2 separate regions of the Homo sapiens genome follow, and region 1 is linked to region 2. Evidence: read pairs that join two places in POLR2A ChIA-PET (ENCODE). Cell type or tissue: OCI-LY7. All regions are shown on one strand. Links, peaks and the distances in the headings refer to the core of each region. The heading gives the core; the rest is flanking DNA.

What was found. Peaks named below come from ENCODE experiments on the same cell type or tissue, not always from the same donor. Only the 100,000 strongest peaks of a DNase experiment are listed, where the experiment ranks them.
Region 1: POLR2A ChIA-PET joins it to region 2 with 26 read pairs; 5 of 35 experiments call an interaction of 5 or more read pairs at or near these places.

Annotation. Positions count from the first base shown.
Region 1 is chr3:129,219,369-129,229,797 of GRCh38, reverse strand. No RefSeq gene overlaps it. Among named protein-coding and RNA genes, the nearest start is that of COPG1, 25 kb to the left of the region's middle. RefSeq lists a silencer at 538-832 and an enhancer at 10,331-10,429. In OCI-LY7, for the core only: no CTCF peak of the experiment used is centred there; a DNase peak (open chromatin) is centred at 4,597; H3K4me3 peaks cover 404 bases.
Region 2 is chr3:129,064,166-129,074,594 of GRCh38, reverse strand. It overlaps LOC124906368 (small nucleolar RNA U13), which reads right to left and starts at 500; the gene lies at 393-500. In OCI-LY7, for the core only: no CTCF peak of the experiment used is centred there; no DNase peak of the experiment used is centred there.

The sequences.
Region 1 (10,429 bases), core at 1,162-9,161, 160 kb before region 2:
AGAGAGCAGGTGCGAGTTTCCATGTGGCCTTACCGGAAGAGTTGTAGGGACCGTGCTTCATTCTCCCGTAAGGATGCGTGGTAGCCTGCAGGGAGTGTTGACAACAGGGAAGCTCACCCAAGCCTCAGTGTGCAGGTTTTTTATTGAGGGTCAGTCACACGGCCATGGAGCACCAACCTGCTTGATCTTAGTCTCCAGCATGACCCTGCAACCACGTCAAACTCAGTGTGGCCCAAGACCCGAAGCAAACAGAAACGGACATTCACCCCGAAGCACATTTTTAGCACAAGTATCTGGCAGGGCCCAAGGCCCCAGGTATGCAAAGCCACTCCATCAGGCAGGATATTTCAACTGTTTATAGGTTATCTTCCAGGAGCCGGTCTTTGGGATGTGCAGGGTTTGAGCGTCACAAGCCTGCTGAGTCACCTCTTTACTGCATAGCTTAGTCTGAACAATTACCGTGTGTATCAGCCACAGCCCAGGCAGAAGCAGACAGAATTCAGTACAAGGACTTATTACACAGGAATGGAAGAGCTGGGAAACCAAGCAGGAAGTGGGGAGGGAACTGGGAGATCAGCAACAGGAAGGACAGGAAGCCTCTCTTGCCTCTAGGGTAGAGGTGGAAGTGGAGCCCAGCAGCTGGAGCCATCTGTGGGAACCAAGGTCGTGATGAGGGCCACCTGGTGGGCACTGCAGCCACAGAGAGAGGGGCTGTCCTACTGGGAACCAGTATTCAGAGGAGAATTAGTTGCCGTCCCACCCCAGGCAGAGGGAGAAAGGGAGAAATACCCTGGTTTCTCCCTCCCCCAAGCCACCAGTCTCCCACATGCATCTCCCAGCGGCTGGCCCCGGCCTAAGACAATTGGCAAGGGAGCCTGGGAATGCAGTGTCCACAAGAGTGAGGACTCCTAGGAAATTATCACACAACATTCACTTAGGGCCTTTTCCACTGTGCCTGACACCGTGCCAGGCACATCCACCATTGCCATCCCACACAGTCCTGTATGAGAACTGCCCTGCAAGCAGACACCACCATCTCAGTTTTATGGGTGAGGAAATTTAGGGACTCTGATAAAGAAAAACAGTCTGTTGGGAATGGAAATGGAGCAAGAGGGCTGGAGGAAAAGAAGGAGAGCTGTGGGCTTCACTCGGTCATAGAATGCACAGAATGTCCTGTGAAAACCTTCCAGGGCAGGAAGGACCCCCTGTAGCCAGAGCTACAGGTGGGAAGAGTAGGGTATTCATGAAGCACATTCTTTACTAACTTAACACAGTAAAGGATTTTCTCCTGCCAGCGGCACGGTGGCTCACGCCTGTAATCCCAGCACTTTGGGAGACCAAGCTGGGTGGATCACTTGAGGTCAGGAGTTCGAGACCAGCCTGGCCAACATGGGAAAACGCTGTCTCTACTAAAAATACAAAAATTAGGCCGGGCGCAGTGGCTCACGCCTAATCCCAGCACTTTGGGAGGCCAAGGTGGGCAGATCACAAGGTCAGGAGTTTGAGACCAGCCTGGCCAATATAGTGAAACTCTGTCTCTACTAAAAATACAAAAATTCGCCGGGCGTGGTGGCGCATGTCTGTAGTCCCAGCTACTCGGGAGGCTGAGGCAGAAGAATTGCTTGAACCCAGGAGGCGGAGGTTGCAGTGAGCCCAGATCGAGCCATTGTACTCAGCCTGGATGACAGAGAGCAAGACTCTGTCTCAAAAAAAAAAAAAAAAAAAAAAAAGAATTTCCTCCTGCCTGAAGCCTCATTTCCTTCCTCAATCAAATCGCCCCCACCCATTTCTCCCCCTGGGAAGACCTGGGTTCATTCACAGCAGAAATTGTCTGCACTGAATCTTTTCTTTTTCCCCTTGCTTGCTAGGATGACTTGTGGGTTTAGTTTGTTTCATTTCTCAAAGGCTTATTCACGGCTGTTTTTCATGTCATTTCACCCTGTTCATCAGTGGGATCTTCCCAGGGGTTGCTAATACACAAGGCAGTTAATCACACGTACTCAAGATCCAGGCAGCTGAGGTCTCCCACAGATGGCTTTAAGCACACCTTTGAATGATGCTAACTTCAAGCATTTGTCCTGGCCTTCAAGAAGCACAAAGCCCTTTCCTTCCCACAGCCTACATTTGGCCTAGCACCCTGGCTGAATTTCTTGTGATTTCAGATATCAGTTATCTCCTTTCCCAAAACCCTTGTTCAAAGATTCTGTCTAAATATACTTAATTTTCCTCAGTGTGACAATGCTACAGTGGTGATGTAGGAGAATTGAAATTACCTCCGAATCTTTGAGGGAAGGCCAGGCACGGTGGCTCACGCCTGTAATCCCAGCACTTTGGGAAGGTAAGGTGGGTGAATCATGAGGTCAGGAGATCGAGACCATCCTGGCTAACACGGTGAAACCTCTCTACTAAAAATACAAAAAATTAGCCGGGCGTGGTGGCGGGCGCCTGTAGTCCCAGCTACTCGGGAGGCTGAGGCAGGAGAATGGCGTGAACCCAGGAGGCGGAGCTTGCAGTGAGCGGAGATTGCGCCACTGCACTCCAGCCTGCCGACAACGTGTGAGGGAGCATGCAGTGAGTTGTCTTGTTGGACCTTTGGACGCTGCCTTGAAGTATTAGTTGAGTCAGGAGCTGCGACCCTTATTTTTCAGGCCGTGAGCCTGCCTCCTGAATGTTCTCTGCATTTCCAGAACCTATTCTGAGAAGCTAGCTAGGTCTAGGGACTGCCAGACAGGGAGGGGCTCAGAAGGAGGTTAAAAAATATCGTAGCATTGGAGGACTAACAACCTGTTGCAGACACTCTGACACAACATACACACAATCAGATGTGGTGTCTTGAATTAGATTCAGGACCCTGTTACCCATTTCTAATTATAACTAACATTTGTTTTCACGTACACCATCCAACATAATCCTCACATCCAGCCAGGAAGAGACAGTCAAAGGGAGCAAACATTTGGGCAACCTACATGCTAAAGTGTGCTGTGGGCTTTCCTATGTGTTAATCTTGGTGAATCTTCCCCACAACTCTGCGAAGAAGGTTTTATTACTATCTCCATCTTACAGTGGATGATACAGGCTTAGAGTTGACACAAGAAATGGCAGAGCTGCAATTCCGCCCTGAGTCTTTTGATTCCAAGTCACAGGCTCTATCCACTCCCTGCTCTGGCTTTCCCACAGCAGGGCATGTCATGGGCGGGTGGCCAGCCTGCGCACTCTCCAAGAGCTTCCTCTCCATACAAGGGTGTGCATGAGTCAGAGACACGCTGGCAGGACTAAAAGAAGATGCTTATCATATTACCTTGAATTTGTCTTTCTTTATCCAACCATAACATCTGAAATACACTATGCGTGATAGGATATATATAAAATGTTTCTGTGTGTTTACTATACTTTTTCAAATTAACAATGGACTCCATTGTATTTTGTGGGATTTTTGTTGTTGTTGTTTTTAAGACAGGGTCTCAGGCCGGGCACGGTGGCTCATGCCTGTAATCCCAGCACTTTGGGAGGCTGAGGCGGGCAGATCATGAGGTCAGGAGTTCAAGACCAGCCTGGCCAACATGGTGAAACCCCATCTCTACTAAAAATACAAAAATTAGCTGGGCATGGTGGCACGTGCCTGTAATCCCAGCTACTTGGGAGGCTGAGGCAGGAGAATCGCTTGAACCCAGGAGGCAGAGGTTGCAGTGAGCCAAGACTGCGCCACTGCACTCCAGCCTGGCGACAGAGCGAGACCCCATCTCAAAAAAAAAAAAAAGACAGGTTCTCATTCTGTCACCTAGACTGGAGTGCAGTAGTATGATCTCTGCTCATAGGCTCAAGTGATCCCCCTACCTCAGCCTCCCCAGTAGCTGGGACTACAGGCATACACCATGCCTAGCTAACTTTTTTAAAAAAACAATTTTTGTAGAAATGGGGTATCACTTTGTTGCCAAGGCTGGTCTTGAACTTCTGGCTTCAACTGATCCTCCCGCCTCAGCCTACCTAAAATTGGGATTATAGGCATGAGCCACCATGACTGGCTAACTCCATTGTTTTAAATGTAGAGGTGCTTTACTTGAAAAGGTGACTAAAGGTTTAAAAAATGTATATTACTATTTTAAAATAAGCTTACCTGGCCAGGCACGGTGGCTCACACCTATAATCCCAGCACTTTGGGAGGCTGAAGGAGGATTGCTTGAGCCCAGAAGTTCAAGGCTGCAGTGAGCTATGATTGTGCCACTGCACTCCAGCCCAGGAGACAGACTGAGACCCTGTCTCTAAAAGCAATTCATAAATAAAATACAGCATACCAAAATTTTTAAGTTGTATTTACTATTTCTTCATATCAATAAACAAAATTAGAAGTAGCCCAAGTCTCTCTTACTCCCTGAGATGCCCTGCTCCAGCTGATTTGAACCATGTCAAGTCTAGGATTTACGTTGCTTTTTAAAATTGCAGGGAAATGATCTGCTTGGATTACGTTCAACTTGCAGTCCGTGTTTAGCCATGGCAAAAACAAACTCGAGGGCAGATAATACTCGTTTGGCTTGGCAGAGCTTGCAGAGGAAGTCCTGTGGCTTCCTTCCACGTCCCAGCTTGCTGCAGATCCTCCTTCCGGTGCCCAGTATGCAGTGGCTGCCAGCATGTCCCAGTGCCCTGCTGGCCCTAGGCTGGAGCTGTAACTGAGCAAGAGGCTGTGTCCTAAATAACTCTCACAGTCACCGAGGCTGATTACAATTCTTTCGCAACATAGTCTCTGATTTGCTTTCCAAAGGTCAGAAGCTTGAGCTAATGTGTTTCAGGGACAACCCAGTCAGCTTGTATTTAAAAAAGAGAATTTTTATAATTTGAAAAAGAAGATAGAGCATCCGGAAACTGAGAAAATAAATTAAAAGTTCGTTCCTCCCATTCTTGATGTGTATCTTTTTGGAACATAACAGGAAAGGAAATAAAAATTTTAAAACCCTCAACAGTCTCAGCATTCCTCCTTCAGTCCTCATCCATATAGGACTATAGTTTGATAACACTGTAATTGTAGCAGGATACAAATTTCTGTTCTGTCTTCTCTTCTGTAATAAATTCCAAAAAAGGAAACCTAGCTTTTTATGGGGTAGGAGTTACTTTTTATTCTAAAGGCAGTGCAATATTACATAAAGTTTGAGGAAATTGAAAAAAAATATTCATAAGCCTGTCATCCTTACTTAACAGCTTTTTTTTTTTTTTTTGAAACAAGGTTTGGATCTATTGCCCAGGCTGAAGTGCAGTGGTGTGATCTCGGCTCACTGCAACCTCCACCTCCTGGCCTCAAGTCATCCTCCCACCTCAACCTCCTGAGTAGCTGGGACTACAGGCACCTGCCACCATGCCCAGCTAATTTTTTGTATTTTTTTTTTTTTTTGTAGAGATGGGGTTTTGCCATGTTGCCCAAGCTGGTCTCCAACTCATGAGCTCAAGCAATCCATCCCCCTCGGTCTCCAAAGTGCTGGGATTATAGGCGTGAGCCACCATGCTCAGCCAATTTTTGCATTTTCTTTTATTCTTTTTTTTTTTTTTTTTTGAGACGGAGTCTCGCTGTGTCACCAGGCTGGAGGGCAATGGCACGATCTTGGCTCACTGCAACCTCTGCTTCCTGGATTCTCCTGCCTCAGCCTCCTGAGTAGCTGGGACTACAGGCGCGTGCCACCACGCCCAGCTAATTTTTGTATTTTTAGTAGAGACGGCATTTCACCATGTTGGCCAGGATGGTCTCTGTCTCTTAGAGACCTTGTGATCTGCCCACTTTGGCCTCCCAAAATGCTGGGATTACAGGTGTGAGCCACCATGCCTGGCCTAATTTTTGCATTTTATATCTACACTTTGTCCACTGCATCCATAGTTTGCATCTTTTACATAATAGAACTATTATGATTATTCCCCACAAGTATTCACAAGTATTTATTTTAAAAAGACTATATCCTAGCTTGTAAGTGGTACAGAAAAAAACTAAAATAAAAAAGATTACGTACTTCCTAGCACTCTAAAAAACCCTAAAAAACTTTTAAGTTCTCTTTACCAGTCCTATTCACATGGATATTTTATTTTTACAGTTGTGAATAAAGCAGGAATTCAATTTAATATTTTTGTTGTCATTTTATATTATAAAAAAATTAGTATTTCCTTATAGTCTTTGTCATTTTTTTCCTTAAATTTTCTTTAAGAATTGAAAGAATTACAAAAGTAATTTATGTTTATTTGTTACACACAAAATCCAACATTATGTGAAAGAAAAATTATATCTGCCCCACCTTACCCTAATTTCATCCCCTAAAGTAATAAATATTAACAACATGAAGTGTATAATCCCAAATCTTTTTTTTCTCCATCTTTCCTATATGAACAATATCCAAACTTCCCCATTTTTTTGAGACAGGATCTCACTCTGGTGCCTAAGCTAAAGTGTAGTGGCATGATCTTGGCTTATTGCAGCCTCTACCTGGGCTCAAGAGATCCTCCAACCTCAGGCTCCCAAGTAGCTGGGACTATAGATCTGCACCACCGTACCCGGCTACTTTTTGTATTTTTTTGTAGAGTCGGTGTTTCGTCATGTTGCCCAGGTGGTCTCAAGCTCCTGAGCTCAAGTAATCTGCCCACCTTGGCCTCCACAAGTGTTGGAATCACAGGCATGAGCCACTACATGTGGCCTACAAACCCTTTTCTTAAAACAAAACTGGGGCTGGGAGCTGTGGCTCAGGCCTGCAATCCCAGCACTTCGGGAGGCTGAGGCAGGTGGATTTCTCTAGGTCAGGAGTTTGAGACTAGCCTGACCAACATAGTGAAACCCCCTCTCTACTAAAAAATACAAAAATTATCTGGGCATGGTAGTGTGCGCCAGTAATCCCAGCTACTCGGGAGGCTTAGGCAGGAGATCGGTTGAACCCAGGAGGCAGAGGTTGCAGTGAGTCAAGATTGTGCCACTGCACTGCAGCCTAGGCGACAGAGCAACACTCTGTCTCCAAAAAAAAAAAAAAAAAGGAGACTATGGACTATGTACATTTCTTGGCAACTTGCTTTAAAAAAAAAACAACAAAAAAGGCCGGGCGCAGTGGCTCACGCCTGTAATCCCAGCACTTTGGGAGGCTGACGTGGGCGGATCACGAGGTCAGGAGATCGAGACCATCCTGGCCAACATGGTGAAACCCTGTCTCTACTAAAAATACAAAAAATTAGCCAGGCGACTCCAGCACACACACACAAAAGGTTATAGCAAGTCACATTCCTACCAGCAATGAATGGGAGTTTCATTTTCTCTGAATCTTTTTTTTTGAGATGGAGTCTCATAGTAAGCCTCCTGAGTAGATGGGATTACAGGCACAAGCCACCAAGCCCGGCTAATTTTTTTGTATTTTTAGTAGAAACAGGGGGTTTCACCATGTTGTCCAGGCTGGCCTCAAACTCCTGACCTCAGGTAATCCGCCTGCCTAAGCCTCTCAAAGTGCTGGGTTTTTTTCCCTGAATCTTTGCAAGTACTGGATTTTATTTAGCTTTTAAGTTTATGCCAATCTCACAAAAGAATATTACCATCTCATTATTACCTGAATTTGCATTTCCTTGATGACTAAGGTTGTGTTTCTTGGATTTCCTTTTATGAATTATCTGTACATATTATTTACCCATTTTTCTATTGGATTTTAATTTGTAGAAACTCTTGGTATGCTAACAATATTAACATTTATTGTAGGTATTATAACTTTTTTTTTTTTTTTGAGACAGAGTCTTGCCCTGGCACCTAGGCTGGAGTGCAGTGGCTCGATCTCAGCTCACTGCAAGCTCCACCTTCCAGGTTCACGCCATTCTCCTGCCTCAGTCTCCTGAGCAGCTGAGACTACAGGTGCCCGCCACGACGCCCTACTAATTTTTTTGTATTTTTAGTAGAGACCGGGTTTCACCCTGTTAGCCAGGATGGTCTTGATCTCCTGACCTCGTGATCCGCCCGCGTTGGCCTCCCAAAGTGCTGGGATTACAGGCGTGAGCCACCACGCCCAGCCAACTTTTTTTCTGCTCTATGCTTTGTTCGTTTGACTTCATAGTATCTTTTGTCTCAAAACTTTAAACATTTTAAGTAGTCAAATATGAATATCTTTGCTTGCTTCCATAGCTTCTGGATTCCCTGATAAGCATCATGCATTTTATTTCTTTTGTGTTGTTTTTTCTTTTAAGATATAAGTGGCCAGATGCAGTGGCTCACGCCTGTAATCCCAGTGCTTTGGGAGGCTGAAGGCCAGAGGATCACTTCAGCCCAGGACTTCAAGACCAGCTTGGGCTCAAGTGAGACCTTGTCTCTAAAAAAAAAAAAAGGCCGGGCGCGGTGGCTCACGCCTGTAATCCCAGCACTTTGGGAGGCCAAGGCGGGCAGATCACAAGGTCAGGAGATCGAGACCATCTTGGCCAACACGGTGAAACCCCATCTCTACTAAAAATACAAAAAAAATTAGCCGGGCATGGTGGTGGGTGCCTGTAGTCCCAGCTGCTCAGGAGGCTGAGGCAGAAGAATGGCGTGAACCCGTAAGGCAGAGGTTGCAGTGAGCTGAGATGGCGCCACTGCACTCAAGCCTGGGAGACAGAGCGGGACTCCGTCTCAAAAAAAAAAAAAATGCTGAGGCTTGGGGCTTGTACCTATAATCCCAGATACTCAGGAGGCTGAGGTGAGAGGGTCGTGGGAGCCCAGGATTTCAAGGTTGCAGTAAGCTATGGTCATACCACCACACTCCAGTCTGGATGACAGAGTGAGACCCTGTCTCAAAAAAAAGTAAGATGTAAATATTTCCCATTTGTTGCAATTCTCAAAATTATAAGTACTTTTTTTTTTCTTGAGACGGAGTCTCGCTCTCGCCCAGGCTGGAGTGCAGTGGCGTGATCTCGGCTCACTGCAAGCTCCGCCTTTCGGGTTCACGGCATTCTCCTGCCTCAGCCTCCCGAGTAGCTGGGACTACAGGCGCCGACTGCCACCACGCCCGGCTAATTTTGTTTGCATTTTTAGTAGAGACGGGATTTCACCATGTTAGCCAGGATGGTCTCGATCTCCTGACCTTGTGATCTGCCCACCTCGGCCTCCCAAAGTGCTGGGATTACAGGCGTGAGCCACCGCGCCTGGCCAAAATTATAAGTATTAATGGCTACATAATATCCCATCCAGTGGATGGCCCATAAATTAATTAATAGTAGTCTTCTCTTGTATATTTAGGTTGTTCTTTTTTTTTTTTTTTTTTTTGAGATGGAGTCTTGCTCTGTCACCCAGGCTGGAGTGCAGTGGTGCAATCTCGGCTCACTGTACCCTCCACCTCCCGGGTTCCAGTGATTCTCCTGCCTCAGCCTCCCGAGTAGCTAGGATTACAGGCATGGGCCACCACGCCCAGCTAATTTTTGTATTTTTGGTGGAGGCCGGGTTTCCACCATGTTAGCCAGGATGGTCTCAATCTCCTGACCTCGTGATCCACCCGCCTCGGCCTCCCCAAGTGCTGGGATTACAGGCGTGAGCCACCGCACCTGGCCTATTTTTCATTTTTAATTGAAACATCTTTGTGCACATGCCTTTTTCTACTTATTCAATTAATTACTTTCAATAATTTCCCAGGAGTAAGGCCCTGGGTTTTGAATAGACGTGTAATTTAAAGACAGTAATGTAAAGAAATACCAGCCTAACATCAGCAAAGATTTCATAGTTCAGTATAAAATGACATTTATAATAGACCTAGAGTTTCAAGGGTTGACCACATCAACCCCAAGTGTGCTTGGAACCCACTGCTGGCTGGGCACGGTCGCTCACGCCTGTAATCCCAGCACTTTGGGAGGCCAAGGCGGGTGGATTGCCTGAGGTCAGGAGTTCAAGACCCGCCTGGCCAACATGGCGAAATCCCGTCTCTAATAAAAAACGCAAAAATTAGGGCAGGTGCGGTGGCTCACACCTGTAATCTCAACACTTTGGGAGGCCAAGGCAGGTGGATCACCTGTCAGGAGTTCGAGACCAGCCTGGCCAACATGGTGAAACCTGTCTCATGTGTCCGGGTGAAGAGACCACCAAACAGGCTCTGTGTGAGCAACATGGCTGTTTATTTCACCTGGGTGCAGGCGGGTTGAGTCCGAAAAAGGAGTTAGCACAGGGCGGTGGGATTATCATTAGTTCTTATAGGTTTTGGGATAGGCTGTAGAGTTAGGAGCAATGTTTTGGGGGCAGGGGGTGGATCTCACAAAGTACATTCTCAAAGGTAGGGAGAATTACAAAGAAACTTCTTAAGGGTGGAGGAGATTATAAAGAACATTGATCAGTTAGGGTGGGGCAGAAACAAATCACAATGGTGGAATGTCATCGGTTAAGCTATTTTCACTTCTGTGGATCTTCAGTTGCTTCAGGCCATCTGGATGTATATGTGCAAGTCACTGGGGATATGATGGCTTAGCTAGGGCTCAGAGG
Region 2 (10,429 bases), core at 1,279-9,278:
AGTTAGGAAGAAATCTGTCTCTGGAGGGGGCTGGATTTCAATTTCAGGCCTTTTATTATTATTATTATTTTTTTTTTTTTTTTTTTTGAGACGGAGTCTCTCTCTGTCACCCAGGCTGGAGTGCAGTGGCGCCACCTCGGCTCACTGCAAACTCCGCCTCCCGGGTTCACGCCATTCTCCTGCCTCAGCCTCCCGAGTAGCTAGGACTACAGGCGCCCGCCACCACGCCAGGCTAATTTTGTTTATTTTTAGTAGAGACAGGGTTTCACCATGTTAGCCAGGATGGTCTCGATCTCCTGACCTCGTGATCTGCCTGTCTCAGCCTCCCAAAGTGTTGGGATTACATGAGTGAGCCACCGCGCATGGCCTAGGCCTTTTATTATTATTTTTCATGTCTGGTAGGTAATGTGCTGACATCATAACAAGGTTTGAGAAAAGAAGTTCTCACTCACACAAGAATGAGAAAAGCCAATCATCACACTTATAAACTACAAAAGGCTCCTAATTTTTTTGCAGTTTTAGAGAAAAATTTTTGGTTATGATCATGAATTAGTTATATATAGCCAGGAAAATCAATAAAGCTATTTCCATTTTTTAAAGAAGGGAAAAAGTTGGGCTAGATAATTTGTGTGGTTATGATCTCAACTATATACAACTGTTCGGAGAAGGACACCAGAAGGAAATACCGCAATGGCGAGCCCCATTGTTCCCTCCGTGACTTCACGCTGGTGTGTTTACTTTCTAGGAATGTATCTTTTCCAGAGGTAGAAAAGAGAAAAGCTGGGATGCTTAGACTAACTGTGTGTTAATAGTGACTGTCTTTGGCTAAAGGAGCTTACAGAGATTGCTGTATTACTTAAAACAAAATTATTACTATGTATTGTGGTAAAACATACATGGCATGGGCTGGGCATGGTGGCTCAAGCCTGTAATCCCAGCACTTTGGGAGACAAAGGCGGGTGGATCACTTGAGGTCAGGAGTTCAAGACCAGCCTCGTCAATATGGCAAAACCCCATCTCTACTAAAAAAATCCAAAAATTAGCTGGGCAAGGTGGCGCATGCCTGTAATCCCAGCTACTCAGGGGGCAGAAGAATCGCTTGAACCCAGGACGCAGAGGCTGCAGTGAGCCAAGATCGGCCTGGGCGGCAAAGCGAAACCCTGTCTCAAGAATAAACCCCCAAAACAAACCATACATGGCATAGTATTTATGAGAGAACATAGTATTTTGAGAGAAGCACACCTCACTCACACAAGAGCAAGAAAAGCCAATCATCACACTTTTAAACTACAAAAGACTCCTAATTTTCCTAATTTTAAGCATCCATAAAATCCGTAAAGTGGAGAGTGCAGGGACCTTAAGCACATTCACACTGCTGTGCCACCATGAACACCATCCATCTCAGAATGCTTCCGTCTTCCCAAACTGAAACTCTGTCCCCACCAAACTCCCCGTGTGCCCTCTCCTCCAGCCTTGGTGGCCACCACCCACTTTCTGTCTTGGAATGTGACCACTCTAGGGCCCCCAGGCCATATTGGTTCCTCTTCTGGGCATGCTCATAAACTTCTGTCTTGGTGCAACGAAGTTGGGCAAGAGCTGAAGGAGGAGGCTCGGTCCTGACCGAGAGCCTTGCAGGGGTAAAACAGCACCTGCACAGCTGGGTAGGGGTCCAGGCAGTGCTGACCCAGTGTCCATGGGACTCCAGGAAAGAAAGCAGGGCTTTGCCCCCTGCCTAGGAGACGACAGGAGATTTTAACTAAATACATTTTGTAGGTTGGGCGCGGTGGCTCACGCCTGTAATCCCAGCACTTTGGGAGGCCGAGGCAGGTGGATCACGAGGTCAGGAGATCGAGACCATCCTGGCTAACATGGTGAAACCGCGTCTCTACTAAATATACAAAAAATTAGACGGGCGTTGTGGCACATGCCTATAATCCCAGCTACTCGGGAGGCTGAGGCAGAAGAATGGCGTGAACCCAGGAGGCGGAGCTTGCAGTGAGCCGAGATCAAACCACTGCACTCCAGCCTGAGCGACAGAGCGAGACTCCGACTCAAAAAAAAAAAATAAAAATAAATAAATACATACATTTTATGATCATTTTCCTTCCCTGTTATTATAACATGGGAAATCCACAGGGATTTTCTATTTTGCCACCGTTGTATCGGTCTTCTCTTTTCCTTCGGTCTAGGGCAAGCTTGTCCAACATGTGCCCCAGGATGGCTTTGAATGCTGCCCAACACAAATTTGTAAACGTTCTTAAAACATTATGAGGATTTTTGCAATTTTTTTTTAGCTCATCAGCCATCATTAGTGCTAGTGTATTTTTTTTTTCTGTTTATGGTGTGAGATATAAATTAAATTTTATTTTTTCCAACTTGAAAGTCAATTGTATACCTGCCTTTTATTGTATCCTATTTTTAAATTACAATTTCTTTCTTTCTTTTTTTCTTTTTTAGAGACAATCATTCTATCACTCAGGCTGGAGTGCAGTGCTGTGATCATAGCTCACTGCAGCCTCCACCTTTTGGGCTCAAGTGATCCTTCCATCTCAGCTTCTCAAGTAACTGGCACTACAAGTGTGTGCCACCATACCCAGCTAATTTTCTTATTTTTATTTTTTGTAGAGATGGGGTCTTGCTATGTTGCCCAGGCTGGCCTTAAACTCCAGGGCTCAAGCGATCCTCCCTCTTTGGCTCCCCAAAGTGGTGGGATTACAGGCATGAGCCACCACACCCAGCTAAAATTATAATTTCTAATTGTCTAAAAATGCAATAGATTTTTGTGCATCGATCTAATATTAAGTAACATTTTCAAAATCCCCTACTAATTAGTGTTGGTGTATTTTATGTGTGGCCCAAGACAATTCTTCTTCCAATGTGGCGCAGGGAAGCTAAAAGATTGGACACCCCTGGTCTAGCGTAAAATTCCAGAAAGGTTGGTTTCTAGAGCCCAAGTCTGCTCAGCCTGCACCTGCCTGAGACCCCAGACGAGGGGCAGTAGGCCAGCAGGGGTCTGCCCCAAGATCCCTTCCCAAAGGTCAGTGTCTGTGTTGGGGGGTGAGGGTATTGTCAAAAAATAAACCCCCACCAGCTGCTGCCTCCCGTTTGTTTGCTTGGTTTTTACTGCTCCTTGTTGAGCAGGGCTAACTCACAGGCAGAGCGCCCAGAATCGCTGCGCCTATAGCTTTTGAGAAGCCGTGTCTGGTGGAGGACACATTCTGGTCCACTCCAGCGGGCGCCACGCGGTGGTGTCTTAATCACTAAGAAGGTCAAATCCATAGCCTATTTGTCATCCTAGCTTGTTTCCAAGAATCCCTAAAGTTTAAGAATCAAAGACCCCAGGTGGGTGAATAAGGAGGAAGGTAGGGGGCAGAGGCAGAGCACTTGGCCTCAAAGCAGCTGTATTCATCTGAGAACGCCACGCGGCCATCAGGCATCCTTTCTGTGAATTTTGTTTCCATGCTTAATACAGATTTTTTTGGGTTGACCAGCAGTTCCTAAGTTGAGTGCCTGTGAGCAACCATGAGAAGAGGACTTACAAGAGTGGCATCGGGGCCAGACTGCTTGGCTCCAAATCTCACCTCTGCTATTTACCTTTCTGTGCCTCAGTTTCCCCATCTGTAAAATGGAGAGGAGGAAGGTGAGGTGAGAAGGGTGTTCACTGCCCACACCAAGAGGTAGCTCTGAAGCCGGCCCAACTGCCCCACAGAACTGATGTTCATGGTTTCTTTGAATAAACATAGAAATTGATCCTCCCAGTCTTAAAACTTGAGAAAGTTACATTTGTCTTATTTGAGTTCCTCTCTTAGGAAAGCAACTATCAGGCCTCCCAGATAGTGTCAAGGAGTTGAAACTCACCACATCATCTGCACAATGAGAGGCTAGACCTCTCACCCATCATGAGTGCCTAACTGACCACCTGCTTCCTGTTGACCTCCCTAATTCCTGTTTTCCCACACATGGTTACGTTTCTTCTCTGTTATATTACCCCTAGTTTTAGTCCGTCAGGGAGATGGATTTGAGACTGATCTCCCATCTCTGACTACAGCACACAATTAAAGCCTTCTTCCCAGGCGATACTTGTTGTCTTATTGGCTTTCTGTGCAGTGAGCAGCGGGACCTAGACCTAGACCCTGGTGTTGCAGTAACAGTTCTGAGGTTTATACACCTTCCTAAGGGTGAGGGACTTGGTGCAGTGCTTGGTACTTAAATGTCCCCTGCATACGTGACCCCTTGGTGATCTTTTCCTCTCCACAGCTTGCTCCTCATCTGAACAACAAATTCAGAATTTCCCTAAACTAGCTATAAAGGAAAACATTAGAATTCATGACATGGAACGTGGGCACTCAAGCTGACACATGGTGGATGTGCAACAGATAGAAGGGCAGAGCTCACAGCGGGGAGGGCACAGGAGGTGGAAAAACCCACAGGAAGCTTACTCTGAGCCTTCAGGGACCCCGCCAGCAATATGTCCTTGACAGACATAACATTTTTAGTTACTAAAATAGAAGGAAACTTGATAAAACTGTGAGCACCCCATGCCAGCAGAGTGACCACGAGGCTGTTCCATGCTTTCAGGGATGGGGACGTTCTGAGCCCATGAGAAGTCCTCTGGGAATTCACCAGAAGGAAATAATTTGGGGAGGGTGGTTTGCTGGCTGGCGACAGTACTGTCTGTGAAGGCACGAAGAAAACAGGCCCACAGCCTGTGTCCGGAGTTCGTTCTTTCCAGTGGGTTCTTGGTCGTGCTGACTTCAAGAATGAAGCCACAGACCTTGGTGGTGAGTGTTAACAGCTCTTAAAGGTGGCACGGACCCAAAGAGGGAGCAGCAGCAAGATTTACTGTGAAGAGCAAAAGAACAAAGTTTGCAGTGTGGAAGGGGACCCGAGCAGGTTGTCACTGCTGACTGGGGTGGCCAGCTTTTTATTCCCTTATTTGTCCCTGCCCACATCCTGCTGATCGGTCCATTTTACAGAGTGCTGATTGGTCCATTTTACAGAGTGCTGATTGGTGTGTTTACATCCTTTAGCTAGACACAGAGCGCTGATTGGTGCATTTTTACAGAGTGCTGATTGGTGCATTTACAATCCTTTGTTTTTATGGGGTGCTGATTGGTGCATTTACAATCCTTTGTTTTTATGGGGTGCTGATTGGTGCATTTACAATCATTTAGCTAGACCCAGAGCGCTGATGGGTGCGTTTTTACAGAGTGCTGATTGGTGCATTTACAATCCTTTAGCTAGACAGAAAAGTTCTCCAAGTCCCCACTTGACCCAGGAAGTCCAGCTGGCTTCACTTCTCAAACCCACAAGAGGCTAGTGTAGGGTGGTGCCCATGAGCTGCCACAGAGCAAGGACACGAATTTGGGAAATACATATTGCATGTCCTCCTACAGAATGGCAAAACAGCAAAGTTTTAGAGCTTGTTGTGTATCAGAATTCAGACAATGCAAGCCTCAATGCCCAGCCATGGGCTTCTTAGTCTAGAGCAGTGGTTTTCAAACTTTTTGCTCTCAGGACCCATTCTTAAAAATTCTGGAGCACCATAGAGAGCTTTTTATGGGTTATATCTACCAATAGTTACAGTGTGTGAAAATAAGGGGAGACAGTTTAAACATACTTAATGTGTCACTTTGTTTACAATCATAATGATAAAGCTTAAGGATGTTAATGAAAATAAAATACTTTAATAAAAACAAAGCTGGGCATAGTGGTGTGTGCCTGTAGTCCCAGCTACTTCAGAGGCAGAGGTGAGAGGTGACAGCCTGCTGGCAGCCCTCACAGACCTCGCTCGCTCTGGGCGCCTCCTCGGCCTTGGTGCCCACTCTGGCCGCGCTTGAGGAGCCCTTCAGCCCGCCGCTACACTATGGGAGCCCCGGCCAGCCCCTTTCTGGGCTGGCCAAGGCCGGAGCCGGCTCCCTCAGCTTGCGGTGAGGTGTGGAGGGAGAGGCGGGGGCGGGAACCGGGGCTGCGCGCCGCGCTTGCCGGCCAGCGCAAGTTCCGGGTGGGCGTGGGCTCCGCGGCCCCGCTCTCGGAGCCGCGAGTCCGGAGCAGTGAGGGGCTTAGCACCTGGGCCAGCAGCTGCTGTGCTTGATTTCTCGCCGGGCCTTAACTGCCTCCCCGCAGGGCAGGGCCCAGGACCTGCAGCCCGCCATGCCTGAGCCTTCCCTCCTCAACCACTCCCCGCCGGCCCCAGTGGGCTCCTGCGCGGCCCCAGCCTCCCCGTCAAGGGCCGCCCCCTGCTCCAGGGCACCCAGTTCCCATTGACCACCCAAGGGCTGAGGAGTGCGGGCGCACGGCACGGGACTGGCAGGCAGCTCCACCTGGGCCCCCGTGCGGGATCCACTGGGTGAAGCCAGCTGGGCTCCTGAGTCTGGTGGGGACTTGGAGAATCTTTATGTTTAGCTAAGGGATTGTAAATACACCAATCAGCACTCTGTAGCTCAAGGTTTGTAAACACACCAGTCAGCACCCTGTGTCTAGCTCAGGGTTTGTGAATGCCCAATCGACACTCTGTATCTAGCTACTCTGGTGGTGACTTGGAGAACTTTTGTGTCCACACTCTATCTAGCTACTCTGGTGGGGACTTGGAGAACTTTTGTGTCTAGCTCAGGGATTGTAAACCCACCAATCAGCACCCTATCAAAACGGACCAATCAGCTCTCTGTAAAATGGACCAATCAGCAGGATGTGGGTGGGGCCAGATTAGAGAATAAAAGCAGGCTGCCCGAGCCAGCAGTGGCAAACTGGTTTGGTCCGCTTCCACGCTGTTGGAGGTTTGTTCTTTTGCTGTTTGCAATAAATCTTGCTGTTGTTTGCTCTTTGGAGCCACACTACCTTTATGAGCTGTAACACTCACCGCGAAGGTCTGCAGCTTCACTCCTGAGCCAAAGAGACCACGACCTCACCAGAAGGAAGAAACTCCGAACACATCCAAACATCAGAAGGAACAAACTCCAGACGTGCCGCCTTTAAGAACTGTAACACTCACTGCGAGGGTCCGCAGCTTCATTCTTGAAGTCAGTGAGACCAAGAACCCACCAATTCTGGAGACAAGAGGATTGCTTAAGCCCAGAAGTTTGAGTACAGCTTGGGAAACATAGTGAGACCCTGTCTCAAAAAGAATAGATATGTTCCAAAACAAAAGAGTGAGAAGTGTGCCATTCTATATTTTTTGCAAATCTTTTAAACGTCTGGCGTAATAGGAGGTAGCTGGATGCCGTGTCTGTGTCTGCAGACACACTGCTGTGATGTCACAAATCATGTGGCCTCTGGAAAATTCTCTTTTATTTCAAGAGGGATTTTAATTTCAGAAAACCACAGTGGAAAAGGCTGATAATGGCCTACAGTATGAACATAGTTTTGAATATGTGGACCTCTCTAAAAGAGTTTCAGGGAACCTCCTCTCCCCAGCGGTCTCTGGAGCTCTGCTTTGAGGACCAGTGCCCTAGAGAAATAGCCGCACAGGTGCATAGGGCTGCACACGGCAGCTTGTTTGTAAAGGAGAATGCTGGAGCAATTGCGCCAGAGGACACAGAGACCAAGAGAGACTACGCAGCAGCCACGGAGAGAGAAGGGCCTATGTGGCTAACACGCACAGGTGAGAAAAGCCAGTTTCGGAAGAATCCAAAAGTATGATACATTTACATAAAAACCTGCCATAAGACCAGCATATTTTCTGTGGGCATATATGCGTATCGCAGAAGTGGACCACCACCAGAATTGGGGGAGAGATGTACTATTTTAATTTTTTCTAAAAGCAATATATTTAACTGATGGCTGTGCAATTTAATTTGTTTTTTTTTTCTTTTTGAGAGGGAGTCTCACTCTGTGACCATGCTGGAGTGAAGTGGTGTAATCTCAGCTCACTGTAACCTCCACCTCCTGGGTTCAAGTGATTCTTCTGCCTCAGCCTCCCGAGTAGCTGAGATTACAGGTGCGTGCCGCCATGCCAGCTAATTTTTGTATTTTTTGTAGAGACGAGGTTTCGCCAGGTTGGCCTTGAACTCCTGACTTCAGGTGATCCACCTGCCTTTGCCTCCCAAAGTGCTGGGATTACAGGCGCAAGCCACTGCGCCTGGCCTTGCAATTAAATATTAATGAAGGAAGTAATACAGTCTAGCTTTCCTGTCTGAATTTGATCCACTGTTTTAGAGATCCATCCAAGAAAGTAACACTTTCCCAAGATTTTGCGACATTTCTCAAAACCTGGAGTAGAAGTCCTCACTGCTTATTACCCAGAGGATTGAAAATGAGAACTGCAGCCCCAGAGCCGGTTAGAAAGCTAACAATTAGAGGCCCAGGTGCTGCTGAGTCCCAGCGGACTTTCCACACCACCAGTCACCCTCCCAGCATAGGCCGAGCTGAGCCAGGACAGAGCTTCCACCTTCCGCTCACTTCCAGTCCATTTCTAGCCAGTCTGAGTCCCAAAACCTTGAAAATAGGGAAGCCGACAGTGCAGCCTTCAGTCTATGGCCAGAGGCCCGAGAGCCCCTGGCAAGCCACTGATGTAGGCCCAAGAGTCCAAACGCTGAAGAACTTGGAGTCTGACATTTGAGGGCAGGAAGCATCCAGCAGGGGAGAAAGATGAAAGCCGGAAGACTCAGCAAGTGTAGTCCTTCCATATTCTTCTGCCTGCTTTTATTCTAGTGGAGCTGGCAGCGGGTTAGATGGTGCCCATGTAGATTGAGGGTGTGTCTGCCTCTCCCAGTCCTCCGACTCAAATGTTAATCTCTTTTGGTAACACCCTCACAGACACACCCAGGAGCAATAGTTTACATCCTTCAACCCAATCAAGTTGACACTCAATATTAACCATCACAGTCACTGACTGGGATCTGGACAGCAAATGTGCAAGCATGATCTGTGCCCCTCAGGGCTAGCCATGGGCATCGTGCTGTCCTCTTTGTCCTCTGCTCTCCCACTGGCCAGGGGCATGCAGAAGAGGGGAAGGACAGTTTCAGAAGCTGGGGAAGACAGTTTCTAGAAAGACAGACTTGCCACCTGTGCCCAGTGCAGCACTATTAGCTGGCAGGCTTGAGCTCCACTTCCATAATAGGCACCGTAGCATGTTGTCTTGTATGTTGAGAGTGGATTCTGTGTTACAGCAGAGAAGGAGGCCTCCCAGTGAGCAGGTGGCCAGCAGAGAGGCCCGTGATCAGGAAGAGCGGCCGGATGGGTGGGTCAGTGGTTATAGCTGCTGGTAAAATTACCCTACACAGGCTGGGTGCGGTGGCTGCTCACGCCTAGTAGTCCCAGCACTTTGGGAGGCCGAGGCTGGCTAATTGATTGCTTGAGTCCAGGAGTTCAAGATCAGCCTGGGCAACATGGCGAAACCCCTTCCCTACAAAAGCTACAAAAATCAGCCGAGTGTGGAGGTGCATGCCTGTGGTCCCAGCTATTCGGGAGAGGTGGGAGGTAGGAGGATCACTTGAGTCCAGGAGGCTGAGGTTGTAGTGAGCCATGATCGCACCACTGCAGGAGGTCAGTGTGAGGCTGGTGTCAGGGGAGGTGATGTGGATGGCTCTGAGGGAGGGGAGATCGTGTGAATTGCTGGCAGAGTTGCCCGTGCAGGGGTATGTTTGGTCAACCATGCCTGTGGTGGGAGAGGCACTGAGGCTGGGGCTGGTGCTGTTGAATGCTGAAATTTTATCCCTAGTGTGCTTGCATTAGGAGGTGGGGCCTTTGGAAGGTAATTAGGGCCCTTATAAAAGTGCTTGAGGTTGGCCAGGTGCGGTGGCTTTGGGAGGACAAAGCAGGAGGGTTGCTTGAGCCCAGGAGTTTGAGACTAGTTTGGGTAACATGGCGAAACCCTGTCTCTACCAAAAATTAGCTGGGCATGGTGGCGCACGCCTATAGTCCCAGCTACTGGGGAAGTTGAGGCGGGAGGCTGCAGTGAGCCATGATTGCACCACTGCACTCCAGCCTGGGCGACAGAGAAAGACCCTGTCTCAAAAAAAAAAAAAAAAGGAGTGTGTGAGGGAACTGGCTGCCCCTTCTATCCCTTTCGCCCCTTTGGCAATGAGAGGAAGAGGGCCCTCAGCAGACACTGAATGCCAGTGCCTGGATCTTGGACTTCTCAGGCTTCAGAACCATGAGAAATAAATGTTCACTGTTTTTACAGTACCCAGACTGTGGCATTAGGTTGTAGCAGCAAAAACTGGTGAAGGCAGACCGTGACCTTCCAGGGAGTCACCGTCTCCTGGGGTGCTTGTATGACCAGCCATCCACCTTGGGAAATCCCTGCCTGGCTTCAGAGGGCCCTCCACCCTCTCCACCCACAGGGGACTTGTTGCAGCCTGCAGGTTCTTGCTGGACCGAGCAGGACAGGGGCCTGGAATTGCTGGCGGGTACACACGGCCTCAAGAAGGCACTGAAGCAGGGGGATCTGTGTAGCACCCTATGTCGGGGGTTGGGGACTGAAGGGCCT